Regions from separate parts of the Homo sapiens genome. Here region 2 is linked to region 1. The links are chromatin loops, found by intact Hi-C in ENCODE. Cell type or tissue: mammary epithelial cell. All regions are shown on one strand. Links, peaks and the distances in the headings refer to the core of each region. The heading gives the core; the rest is flanking DNA.

Evidence for each region. Peaks named below come from ENCODE experiments on the same cell type or tissue, not always from the same donor. Only the 100,000 strongest peaks of a DNase experiment are listed, where the experiment ranks them.
Region 2: it touches region 1 in a loop (21-fold over the local background); 3 of 110 quality-filtered maps call a loop at or near these places.

The regions. Positions count from the first base shown.
Region 1 is chr2:86,393,641-86,400,554 of GRCh38, forward strand. No RefSeq gene overlaps it. Among named protein-coding and RNA genes, the nearest start is that of KDM3A, 44 kb to the right of the region's middle. In mammary epithelial cell, for the core only: a CTCF peak has its summit at 2,979; no DNase peak of the experiment used is centred there.
Region 2 is chr2:86,805,292-86,812,205 of GRCh38, forward strand. LOC105374846 (a long non-coding RNA gene) reads left to right here. Exons shown (of 3, transcript XR_940321.3): 2 at 2,296-2,374. It also overlaps a transcript of CD8A not described here. Among named protein-coding and RNA genes, the nearest start is that of CD8A, 18 kb to the left of the region's middle. RefSeq lists a silencer at 3,137-3,326. In mammary epithelial cell, for the core only: a CTCF peak has its summit at 3,238 (motif pointing right); DNase peaks (open chromatin) are centred at 2,280, 2,790 and 3,200; H3K4me3 peaks cover 1,513 bases; H3K27ac peaks cover 276 bases.

The DNA of each region.
Region 1 (6,914 bases), core at 1,647-4,146:
ACTGCAAACCAAGCCTGTGCTTTTTCTTCTTCTGTCAGCTAGTCCTAGGCAACTCCCCTTGAGGCCACTGGTGTGGGCTGAGAGAGGTGGTAAAGTAGTAGAAGCAAAAAATGTGGGAGGGTGAGCCACCTGCTTATGCAATATTCTTGAGCCTTTTATACCTGCTTGGGCCTTATCTTGTAAACACCATTTCCATTTTATACTGAGTACTGCTGCACATTCCAATTTTATGACTCAGTGGATTAGATAATGCCCAGTTCACAATGGACAGTTTGAGTTGCCTAGCTTGCCATAGTCAGGATTCAGACTCTATCAGGGACTAAATTCAGCCTTGTTCTGGGAATTGGTGCCTAGGTCTTGTGGTTTCATGGGGTTTTCTGGACTCTCTAAAGTTGGCACAGGGCTTCCTGTATGCAAAAGAAATCCCTACACTAAAGACTTCCCTGACATGATTGTGTTGCTGCATAAACTGTGATAATAATGACTAACCTGACTTTCACTTTTATTTAGTTAAGCTTCATAACAATTTGGTGAAGTAGGTTTTATGTTCTCCATTTAATCAGAAGAGAAAAACCTTGATACAGCTCTAGAGGTTAAATGCCTTGTCTGAGGCTACATGGCTCACAAGTGGTGACAGCTGGAGTCAGACTGCCAACTGCAATACTGTCCCCTTGGCCACCCGAAGTAGCTTCCCAAAGGCATATTTATATCAGCCACCTGCAGAGTCCTTTCAGTGCACAGAGACAAATTAGATTCATCTAGCCTGGGCCAAGGTATAGGGCATAGAGTAGGGTAGGTAAAGGCAAGGATATCAGTGGGTCTTGGTACAGGATGATTTTGTTGAATTCCTAAGGACCACATTCTCAATGGTGATGCCCACATTATAATATATACTGAAGCAATTATTGATAAAATGATATAATTTCTAAAATTTGCTTTAAATTAGCCAGGAAGAGAGAAACCAGTGATGAAATAAGATTGGCCATGTGTTGATAACAGTTGAAGCCTAGTGATGAAAATATAGTTCATTATACTGTTTTTCCACATACTAAAAAGTAAAAAATATATTCTATTCACCATGGCAGACCACATTATGGGCCATGCACCTATCTTAGCAAGTTTAAAACAACAGAAACTACACAATATCTGCTCTCAGACTACAATAGAATTAAATCAGAAATTGATAAAAGAAAGATAGCTAGGGCCGGGCACGGTGGCTCACGCCTGTAATCCCAGGACTTTGGGAGGCTGAGGCGGGTGGATCACGAGGTCAGGAGTTCGAGACCAACCTGGTCAACATGGTGAAACCCCATCTCTACTAAAAACACAAAAATTAGCCAGGCATGGTGGCACGCACCTGTAATCCCAGCTACTCGGGAGGCTGAGGCAGGAGAATTGCTTGAATCCAGGAGGTGGAGGTTGCAGTGAGCTGAGATCATGCCACTGCACTCCAGCCTGGGTGACAGAGCAAGACTATGTTAAAAAAAAATCATTATTTTGTTGTAAATCCAATATTGTTTTAAATTATTTAAATGTCACTTTAAATGTTGTTATAAATCCAGTTCTCTTCACTCCGCATCAAACAAGGCAAGGTGTGATCACACAGACTATTTGGGGGTGGGTGGCTGTGGGTCGTCATCTCCACAGTGCTTGGTTTCTCTTCTCAAATCTACAGCTTGGAGTAGGTTGATTTCCCTGCCTGTTTCCCAGGGAAGCGTTGCACTACCCATATGGCAGCTTTCTCATACTCCCTGTCTGCATTCCTCTGTTTCCCTAAATGAATGGAATATCTTGGATGAACTACTGCAAGGTCCTTTGGGTCTCTCCCACACAGTTTTGGCTCACTGCAACCTCTGCCTCCTGAGTTCAAGCGATTCTCCTGCCTCAGCCTCCTGAGTAGCTGGGATTACAGGTGCCTGCCACCACACCTGGCTAATTTTTGTATTTTTAGAAGAGACTAGGTTTCACCACGTTGGCCGTGCTGGTCTCGAGCTCCTGATCTCAGGGGATCTGCCCGCCTCGGCCTCCCAAAGTGCTGGGATTACAGGCATGAGCCACCACACCTGGCCCGATAATTCTTTACTCCTAGAACTAACTTCCCAAGATGTACTATACACACACTCACTTCCCCCAACCCCCACTCAACATACACATACACAAGACTCACTTACTGCCCCATTCCCTGGAATTGGTAGCCTCTATCTCCAGAAATATGGGATGTGAGAATGGAGGGTATAAAAGAGAAGGGAAGTGTACAAAAAATGCACAAAGTGCATAAATAAATATCCAAGGGATTTAGAGGGTGGATTAAATGCCAGCTTTTGTTCTTCCTATGTTTTGTGTGTCTGAGCCCAAGGACAAAACCTAGATGGAAGAATCAAGCTTGCTTACTTACATCCAGCACTCAGAAGGCAAAGCTGGGGTTCGTACCAGGAGCTGTAGCTTGGGTGCTTTCCTCAAAATGGTTATATCTGCCTCATAATCAGATCCCAATTTATCTGTCTATTGATTGCCTGTTGGTCGTAGTTTTCAGTGCTGCTGCAAGATCTGGTTATTTTCTTCATCTTCGTGGACAAAACACTGGAGGCAGTATTTTGAGGACTGCTACTCCTTCCCATGCTATTCAATAAATCTCCCCCAGTTCAGTCAGAAACACTGAGAAGTTACCCTGTGCCAAGCCCTGGATCAGGTGGCACAGGCTCCATGATCATTGTGTATGGGTGAGCTCATAGTCTAGAGCCAGTGCCAGCCGTGGGACTCGGTTAATGCCTCAGCAAACCTCCTGGCTCTCTGCCCCCCACCCCCTTCGCCCTTCGCTGACTTTCCCTTCATGACCCTGGTCTTTCCGTTGTGCCCGTTTCTATTTGCATAGACAAATACTTTAGCTATGCACCTATCTTGATTCTAGAAACTTAGGCTGTGTTTCAAGAAATGGATTGTTGTGGTCTCCATTTTGCCTCTGGAGCAGTGCATAGTCCACAGGGAGGCAGCATAGTCCACAAGCCAGGGTCCATGCTGAATTCCAGATAGAGATAGCAGCTGTGTGGCCTTGAGCTTCATGTCTCCAGCTCCCTCATCTGTCAAATGGGGATAATAATGTGCACCTGATAGAATTTTGTGGTAAGAAAATGAGAGGAAATATATTACAACACAAAGCACAGTCCCTGAAACAAAATGAAAGCTGTATAATACTCTTTTTCTTCCCCATCTTATACATAATGTGAAAACATTCCCTAAAAAACTTGGTTTTGGTCGGGCGTGGTGGCTCATGCCTGTAATCCCAGCACTTTGGGAGGCCAAGGCGGGTGGATCATGAGGTCAGGAGATCCAGACCATCCTGGCTAACACGGTGAAACCCCGTCTCTACTAGAAAATACAAAAAATTAGCTGGGCGTGGTGGTGGGCACCTGTAGTCCCAGCTACTCGGGAGGCTGAGGCAAGAGAATGGTGTGAGCCCGGGAGGCAGAGCTTGCAGTGAGCCGAGATTGCGCCACTGCACTCCAGCCTGGGCAACAGAGCGAGACTCCATCTCAAAAAAAAAAAAAAAAAAAAAAAAAAGAAAGAAAAAACAACTTGGTTTTGCCAGTATGACCTGTGAAGCTTTTCTGTATTCCTAGAAAAGAGTATTGTGTGAGTTGGATGACTGTGTGTGTGTGTGCACGTACACTCGGTCACACATGCACACTCTCCAGGTCTGCTAAATGGGGAATGCTAAAGTTAGTCTATTTTTGTTTGTTTGTTTGTTTGTTTGTTTGAGATGAGGTCTCACTCTGTCTCCCAGGCTGGAGTGCAGTGGCGTGATCTCAAGATCTCCTCCTGGGCTCAAGTGATTCTCACACCTCAGCCTATCAAGTAGCTGGGATCACAGGTGCACACCACCATGCCCAGCTAATTTTTGTATTTTTTGGTAGAGACAGGGTTTTGCTATGTTGGCCAGGCTGATCTCAAACTCCTGAGCTCAAGCGATCCTCCCACCTTGGCCTCCCAAAGTGCTGGGATTATAGGCATGAGCCACCATGCCTGGCCACCAAACTTAGTCTGTGTGTGTATGTGAGTATGTGATGTGCATATGCTCGTGCACACTTGCATGCCTGTCTTGGAGAAAAGAAATGACTCAGTTAAATTTGATTCGGATAATTGTCTAATAAATTAGTCTTTAATCAATCAGCAGGTCTTCCTAAAACCCTCACTTGCTCTAGATGCCAAGAGGCACAGATTGATAGAAAATATATCTTCTGCCTACAAGGATTTGCTGGTCAAAACTCTTTAAATTAGCTTAGGCACAAGGGTAAAATGTATTGGCTCAGGGAGAAAGACTATAGAAAGAGTAGGTTCAGCTGGATCCAGGGCTTAAACCGCCAGGACTCTCATACTGTCCTTGGGGCTCTGTTCTTATCTCCTTGCTAGCTTTGTTTTCTTAGACTGGCTTCTCCATAAGATAAGGGATGTGGCCGTGGGCAGTCCCAGCATTACATCCACACCGTGTGCAACCACAGCTCTCCTTTCCAAGTTTGAATGATAAAAATCTAACAAGAAAACTCTGATTGGCCAGGCTTAGGTCATGTGTCAATTCCCGGCCCAAACCAAGCCCTTGGGAGTTAATACTCCACTTGTGTCACCTGCATTCACTGGTGGCCAGAACACAGAGTATCACAAATGGCAGACTCATGTGGCTAGGGGGCAGTTTCCCGGAAGAAGGATGTTGCTATTATGAGCAGATGAGATAAATAATTACCTACGACACAGATGCATGCTAAATTTTGCAGTGGAGGAAATTAAGTCAGTGAAATAGTAAGTCGGTATTTTTTGAATTCTATTTTGATGGTGTCGGTGATATATTTATATAACTTTTACCCAGTTGGAACAAGCTATTTGCTTTTTGATAATATAAATGAACCACTTTAGTCAAAGTTTCATAAAAAAGGTATATTGATCCAGTTATTTTCAGCAAATTACTGTGGTTTTACAGCTCAATGCATGCCCATGAGATGAGTATTTTCTCATTTACTTTATAGTAACCTTTGTTAAGAGACTTATTAAGTCATAGCTTGTGGTACAAAGAATTTAAGTCATCTCTCCTCTCTATTCCACAAATGTCTAGGGCTTCTTTCTTTTTTGACCACTAATGCCTATAATTTCCAGTATTAATATCTTCTGACATGAACACGATAACATGAATCTACTAGATATAAACAGATGTAACAGCCATGGAATCCATTAGTGATGCTTTCAGAAAAAGAAATTTGGGATCCCAGGATCTGTCCCAACATTTGTAATATCTTGGGATAGGACCAGAAATTATGCAAGACTAAATAGAAGGCATGGATGGTCTTGGACTTACATATGGACTCAACTTACTGAGGTGGTGGTGAAATGGGGAGAGAGTGAATGAGTCAAGAATTGCAGAGACAAGATCAAGAGGCCTTGGCAACTGCTTGGGAAGGGGAACAAAGTAGAGGGAGGAGCCTGAGATGACACTGAAGTGGGGTGGAGGAGCAACTCACAGAACTAGGAGACAGGGAGGGGAAGCAGGTTGGAGGAAGAGTCCATTCCAGACACGGTGAAGACGAGCTACCAGGATTTGTTGGTAATATGGGAGATTTGTTGGTAATGCGAGATTGAAGCTCAGGAGAGAAAACAGATACTGGCTGAGCCATGATGGCGAGTAAGATCAGCAAGTCAAAAAGTGTAGAGAGAGAAGAGAAGACAAAGGAACTTTGAGGAACACTCCCTTAGTGACTGGAGGAAGTACTTGGAGCCAGAGAAAGAAGCAGAGAAGGAGCATCAGAGAGAATGCAGACACTGGAGAATGCCGTGTCGCATTAAAGAGCTTTGGAAGGAGAGTGGCCCATGGTGTCAAATGTGAAGAGGAGCCTGAGAAGGAGTCCCTGAAGCCAAACTGGAAAGTCTCTGCTAGGTTGGTGCAATGGACTGAAAGTGTGTGTCCCCCCACCCCACAAATTCTTATGTTGAAGCTCTAATCCCAGTGTGATGATATTAGCAGTTTGTGCCTTTAGGAGGTGATAAGGTCATGAAGGTGGAACCCTCATGAATGGGATTTGTGCCCTTATAAGAAAAGGTCAGAGAGTTAATACACTCTCCCTCGTGAGGATGTAAGAAGTCAGCTGTCTGTCACTGGAGGAAACCCTCACCCGAACCCAACCATGCCAGCACCTGTTCTCTGATTTCCGGCCTCCAGAACTGTTAAATTTGATTCAGATAATTTAAGAAAACTGTGAGAAATAAATTTCTGTTATTTATAAGCCACCCAGTATATTACTCTTCATTACAGCAGCCCAAAGGGACTAAGAAGGTTGGGCTTCCCTCATTTAGGAGAGATTCCTCAGAAGCAGTCTTGTGCAGTCGACTTATTCCAGAAGACATCTCTGAGGGTGTGGGGGGCAGCAGGACGGGGAAAGGTGTAGTACACTGGAAGAGGCATATCATGGCTATAAGATTAATGGCAGCCATAAGGCCCACTCATGCATCTTGCAGGGCTGGTACTACTGGTCACTTGGTAGTATGCTACAACCTGACCTGGAGATTTCCAACTCTGGTCCATGGATTTCCAGGAGACAAGGCCACCTCAGCATAGATGCAACTTTCATAAATCATAAAACAAAGCTTACTCTTACAAGAATAGCTTCAACTCCATTTATGAAAGAAACACTTTGTAACTGAGGTAATTGACCTGGACTGAATGCAGGTATAAGAAAGGGGGAAGGATCCCCCAAACTCTGAGAACAGTCTCCAGATGGAGACCCTCTCTGTCATTTGTCATCTGATCCCCTGACTGTATCTAGCCCATGCCACCAGCCTGCTCCTGTCTTATAAAAGTGCTGCCAGAATAAATTCCTTGAGCATTAGACAGTGTCTAAGACTCATGTCTGATGCAAATCTAACTGAAGGGGAAA
Region 2 (6,914 bases), core at 1,762-4,261, 410 kb after region 1:
TCCAAGTACAAGATTTTCTCTAGGGTGTTTTCCTGGAAAAGGAATGACTTGAGGAGTATGGCAACCTTGTGAGAAATGACTGATTCGAAAGATGTGTCCCATAGCTTTTGATACATTTTTCTCCGAAGTCATGGTTCCAGTCCACACTCACACCAGCTGTGGAGGAGTTTTCATTTACCCACGAGCTTTGTTATTTCTGGTTTTGTCAGTCTTTTCAATTCTGCCAATCTCATAGGGTGTGATGGTATCTCGTTGTTTAAACCTGACTTCTCTTGTTAAGGTTGAGACCGAGCATCTGGCCCCATGTTTGCTGGCTATTCAGCTTTCCTCTTCTGCAGACTGCCCGTTTGTCCACTGCTCTGTTTCAGTAACTTCCATATACCAAGAACTCTCTGCCTTCCATAACTCACATCACTTAAAATACGAATTTTTTTGATGCTTAGAGAACCTGATTTCCTTCCAACCAATTGTGCTCTCCTAATTCCAACAACCAAATGAAGCTTCAACTCTTCTTTTTGTTCAGAGCCCTCCTGAGTCCTGTCCTACTCACAGTAAAGGCTGTGGCAAAATAAATAAATAAGTAAATAAAGGGGAAAAATACACTGCATCCAAAAAAGGCTCGTTTCTTTTTCTTTCTTTCTCTCTCTCTCTTTCTTTTTCTTTTTCTCTTGTTGTGACAATTGTCACAACAAAATGTGTATGTGACAATTTGTTATCTTAAAACAGTTTACCCAAAATAGAAACCTTACAAAGCCAGTGGAAACTTTTCTTTTTGCATAAGTTGGTTAATTCTTTTGAGTGCTGGCCTGGGATCCATGAAATAACCTCAACTCGACCATAAAACTTTTCACTCCCACGTTATGCAAACGGTGATGACCTTGTTGGTGGCAAGCCCCCCGTGTGACTTTCCGAGGGGATCTGAGTGGTGCAAGGTGGAGGACGCAGTGATGGAAACATTGCGAGAGGGAAGGCGTCTGTTTCCACCCACTTACCCTCAGAGCATGAGGGCTGGGCGAAGGCTCTGACTCCTGTAGGGGGTGACCCATTTCTAGGACTATAGAAGGAGAGGTGTGGACCTGGAAAAAGGAAGGAAAGACCACGGCAAGGAAAGTCAAGAAGTGGGAGAAGTCAAGGGCTCTCTCCTCCCTTCCTCCTTGTCCTTGGCCTGCAGCAACTCCTCTTTCTCTTTTTGTGGGGACAGACTGAAGAGGATTTCTTAGTATGGTTTGTACCTTCCCAGTAGAGCAGGAAAAAGAGGAACGAGCTGCTCCCTCCACACCTCAGACGCTGAGGTCAACTGCCCTTTGGGCGGGGCACGTTGGCTCACGCATCTAATCCCAGCACTTTGGGAGGCCGTGAGGGGAGCATCACTTGAGCCCAGGAGTTGGAGACCGGCCTGGGCCACATAGTGAGGCCCCATCCTCCGGCTTGCACCACTCAAATTCCCTCGTAAAGTCACACGGGGAGCTTGCCCCCAGCAAGGTCGTCAGTTTGCAAAACATGGGAGTGAAAAGCTTTATGGTGGAGTGTAGGTTATTTCATGGATCCCAGGCCAGCACCCAAAAGAATTAACCATCTTGTGCAAAAAGAAAATTTTCCACTACTTTTTTAAAGTTTCTATTTTGGGTAAATCGTTTCAAGATAACAAATTGGAGAGAGACCTAGAGAGAAATGAGCCTTTTTAAGATGCAGTTTATTTTGCCCCATGATGTTTTTGTTTTTGTTTTTGCCAGAGCCTTTACTGTGAGTAGGACAGGACTCAGGAGGCCTCTGAACAAAAAGAAGCGTTGAAGCTTCATTTGGTTGTTGGAATTGGGAGAGCACAATTGGTTGGAAGGAAATCAGGTTCTCTCAAAAAATAAAATAAAATAAAATAAAAAAAAAAGCCAGCGTGCTGGCGCGGGTCCATGGTCCAAGCTACTTGGGAGGCTGAGGTGGGGGGATCGCTTGAGCCCGGAAGTCGAGGCTGTAGTGAGCCGTGATTGCACCACTGCACTCCAGCCTGGGCGATAGAACAAGACCCTGTCTCTTAAAACAAACAAGAAACAAAACAAAACAAACAACAAAAAAATTCATTTGGGAATGTTTCTGCGCGTGCCCATAAGCAGAGCCATGCTATAGGATCTCCCCTGTGCCCCAACAATCAGCTTCTTACTTGGAGGGTAGAGAACGGTGCTTCCCCACGCTGCTGTGCAATGGATAGGAGCTATGTGAAGCTGGCGTATGGGTGGGGTTTGCAGGCTTCGTCCGGCTTCATCGCCGGCTGCTGACCCGGCACCAATTCCTGTTCTGCAGGTCTCACCGCAGAGGGGCACGCCAGCCATGAGGACAGATGAGGGAACACGTGATGCCACGATGGGGGTGCCAGGATGAGGTGGGTGCGGTCGCGGACAGGCGCACGAGGAGCCCAGCGGAGCGCCACCCGGAGCAGGCGCGGAGGAGGGCTGGGGAGGGCCACCAAGGCGACGAGAGCCGGTGTGCCTGAATCAGCCTAAAGGAGACGGAGGAGGAGTGTGGTGGGCGCAGGGGCAGGGAGCTGGGGGAAGGGCGGGGGGCTAGCCCAGGCTGAAGGCAGGCAGGAGCAGGGCCGCGATGTCAGACAAGAAACGGCAGCAGTGTGTTTGGGAACCTAGCACCAACCGCACCGGTGGAGACAGGGTCTGCTGTAGAGGAGGTGGGGCCGGGTCCCAGCTAAGTAAGGCGGTGGATCTTGCAGCCCTTCCATCCTCAGCCGCTCATTCTGCGCAAATCTCGGGGCCAGCCTTGGTGGAGCCGTAAAGCGTCCACCAGAACCTGGATCCCTCCGCCACCTTTCCCATGAATTCACCTTTCTGTACACAGCAAGCGCCTGAGCGGAGACGGCCGACACGTTTCCCACTGTTACCCCAGGAAACCGCGGCTCCTGAGGGGGTCAGGGCCTGGGCAGGGGGCAGAGCTCAGCGCGCCGTACTGAGGCAGAAACGGGGTCCAGAGAGGGTGGGGTGGGGGTACAGGGAAGGGTCGCCCGAAGGTCCCTGGCGCAGGGAGGACAGAGGAGGGATCTAGAATTCGTAGGGGAGAAGAGAACTCAGAAAAGATCCGGCCCAGCGCATTTATTTTACAGAGGAAGAAAAACTGAGGCCCAGGGAGGGTAAGTACTGCAGGTAACTAGGCACTAGCAGCAGGGGCACTAGCAGCAGGGACACTCCCTATCTCGCCTGTCACCCGCGTCCAGCAAAATCTGATGCCCTGTCGGCCCAGCAGGGGGCGGTGCTGCTTTAGTTTTGGCCTGGTCGGGGTTGAGCGGAGGAGGGAGCGACTTCGAATTCAGTCTGCACCTGACTGACCTCGAGCAAAAACGAAGCGGGCGCACGTTACCGTCTTCCATCTGGGGGCCCAGCAGCCTCCATCTTCGCCCTAGCCCCTACAGCCTCGTCCCTGGCTGGGGCTCCAGCTCCCCAATTTCTCACCCTCACCACCAGGAGCTACTTATCTTATCACAGGCTCACTTAGATTACCACTAGGAGATTACCACTCGGGTGGGGTGGAGGTGCGGTGGGATTCGCATTTTGCAAGGGATCAAAAGAGCGGCTAATTATGGCATTTCTAGCCCAAGGCATTGGCCAGAGATATTGCGGGTAGGCCCCTTAACCTCCCAGCATCTCGCAGTATCTACCGATTAGTGCTGAGCCTCCTGTGCAATGCATCCGTCTATAGATATGGCCAGAATGGGCCGGGCTTGGTGCGCGGTGGCTCACTGCTGTAATTCCAACACTTTGGGAGGCCGAGGCGGTCGGATCAACTGAGGTCAGGAGTTCGAGACCAGCCTGGCCAATATGGCGAAATCCTGTTTCTACTTTAAAAACAAACAAACAAACAAACAAAAAACAAAAAAAAAACTAGCCGGGCGTGATGGCGCAAGCCTGTAGTCCTAGCTACTGGGGAGGCTGAGGCAGAAGAATCGTTTGAACCCTGGAGGCGGAAGTTGCAGCGAGCGGAGATCGAGTCACTGCACTCCAGGCTGGGGGATAGAGCGAGACTCCCATCTCAAAATAAAAAATAATAATAATAATTTTTTAAAAAGAAAGAAATGGCCAGAATGCCAAAGCTTTAATGGTGGGTAGAAGTCCCCAGACTTGAGAGTCTCGTTCTCCCAACTCTCCTTCCCCGTCAGAAAGTGCGAAGGGACTGGAATGGAGATCCTGAGCGGTCCTGGGTGCCGGGGCCCCGACCGGGGCTGAGCTGGTCCCCTGGTCGGGACGGCTGGGCAGAGGTGCCGAGGGGCCGCGGGCGGCCCTTCGCTGGCTCATTCGCATCCGCAGCCCCTCAAGAAGGCCCTGGGCCCGCAGGGAGGAAGAGGTGAGCACCCGACAGGAAGGAGATGGGCTTGGGGGCTCGGGGCGTGCCCTGGGGCAGGTGGAGCGTCCGGCCTCTGATGTCCCGCGCAGGACACTGAGGTCGCGGTGCAGAGAAGGGTCGGCTTGAGGATCTGACAGCCTTGCCCGCGTTGGAGACGGGGAAAGGCTCGCAGAACTAAGGTGCGGGGCGGGGGTGCGGGTGCCAAGGTCCCTCTGAGGTTCGTTTGGCTTATTCACCGATTTCATTCCGCTCTTGGTTTTAGTTTACCTGGAAGGTCCTCTCCTGCGCTGGCTCTGGGGGTGCTTGGAACCAGAGCCCCTTAGTCGAAGCGCGTCCTGCTGCCAGCTACTACCAAGTCCTTAGGCCGAGCCCGTTTCTCTCCTGGTGATGTGAATCCTCGTTTTTTGTTGTTGTTGTTGTCGTTTACTGAAGTCCCGGGCTGATTAGACACAGCAATGGAAGCTGGGGGTGGCCTGGGCCGTGCATTGAATTTGTGACTTTAGCAAGTCCCTAAATTCCTCTCTGCCTCACTTTTGCTGTCTTTTTTAGGTTAAAAATATTTTGGAGAATAGAAAACAGAACAAAACAAAAATAATGGCTTATAGTGCCAATATGGAATTATAGTCACTCCTAACATTTTGGTATATTGTTTTGCATTTGCTTTGTTTCTATTCTATGCTTATATATTTTTAATTTTTTTCCATCACTGTCATCATATTTCCTATTCAGGTCTCCAGCCTGCTTTAAAAATTTTTTAATCATAAAGTTCCATAAAAATTTTATTTCAGCCAATTTCTTTTATAACACGTTCTTCATGAATCTTATCTGATATCTGCATAATATTCCACTCATACTTTGCACAATTAGACATTAAGGTCGTGTGTACTTTTTAAATTATGATACAGCAATTTCTAAATAGTGTATAATTTCAATTTTTGTTTCTTAGTTATCATAACAGTTCTTAAAAGGTGATAACAAATTTTTAAGTGGATACATTTTTTCCCCCTTCTTTGGTTTATAATTTTATTGCTCTGTGGTCTGAGAATGTGGCTGTATTTACGCTTTTTGAAATTGAAGTTTTTGATTGATGGTTGATTTCGTAAATAAGTTTAGGCACAGTTTTGTATAAATGATTGGGCACAAAATTCTTTATATTAGATCAAGCTTTGTAAAATGTATTATCCATATCTGCTATGTCTTTTTAAAATTTTTATCTACTTGATCTAATTTCTGAAAGAGCTGTAAGTTTTTTAAATGTGTTTGTGGATTTACTATTTCTTCTTTATATATATATATATATATATATATATTTTTTTTTTTTTTTTTTTTTTTTTTTTTTTTTGAGACGGAGTCTCGCTCTGTCGCCCAGGCTGGAGTGCAGTGGCGTGGTCTCGGCTCACTGCAAGCTCCGCCTCCCGGGTTCACGCCATTCTCCTGCCTCAGCCTCCCGAGTAGCTGTGGTTACTGGCGCCCACCACCACACCCGGCTAATTTTTTGTATTTTTTAGTAGAGACGGGGTTTCACCGTGTTAGCCAGGATGGTCTGCATCTCCTGACCTCTTGATCCGCCCACCCCGGCCTCCCAAGTGCTGGGATTACAGGCGTGAGCCACCGCGCCTGGCCTCTTGTTTATATTTCTAACAGTTTGTGCATTATATATTTTAAAGTGATGTTATGGAGTATAAAAACCATATGGCTGTTAAAGTAATAAACAAAGAAACATTTTGGCTTATATATCTTTTTGTGCATTTGAATTATTTTCTTGGTTTGAATTTTTAGAAGGAAATGGCTCTTAAAGGCAAGTTGGCCTTTTAAAGATTTGACAGATGTATACTGTTGGCTGCATCAGAGTTCTTCTTTCACTAACCCCTGGTCAGCCCCAGGAATTAAAAAACAAATTACACACACACACACACATACACACAGATACACGCATATAGTAAGTCTTCACTGTCATCCATAGGTTCTTGGAAACTGCAACTTTAAGCCAAACAACATATAATAAAACCAGTTTTTCAATCAACATTGTAACAAAACAACATTGAATGAAAAAATACTTTTTGAGGATCTGCTGTATGTTATTTTGCTTAAAATCACAGTTTCCAAGAACCTATACATGATGTTAAGTGAGGACTTAGTATGTGTGGTGTGTGTGCGTGTGTGTGTGTGTGTGTGTGTGTACATGCATCAGTGTTATTTTGGGAGAAGCAAGAAGTGGGATAATTTTTACAATCTCCTTTGATTTTTATTGCGGTTGACGGTTTTTCTGTAGATCTGTAATCACTTGAATTTTCTTTTTTGTGTGTGGATTGTCTGTTCTTGTCCTTTTGTGCTTCTGTTTTCTAACTTTTAACTGAAGGAGGTTAATGTCTTTCAGCTCTTAACACTGTAGGAATTACATTGCTATTTCTTCTACCACAAAACACCTTATTGAAAAAGAAAAACTCCAGCACACCAAACAGATGCCTCAAATTCACCCTGACTGCCCCTGCTCCCCCTGGATCTTAGCAGAAATTTCAGTGTGGCAAACAAAGCAGATAGAGTTCCTATGGGGCCTAAAGCTTATGCAATTTGGG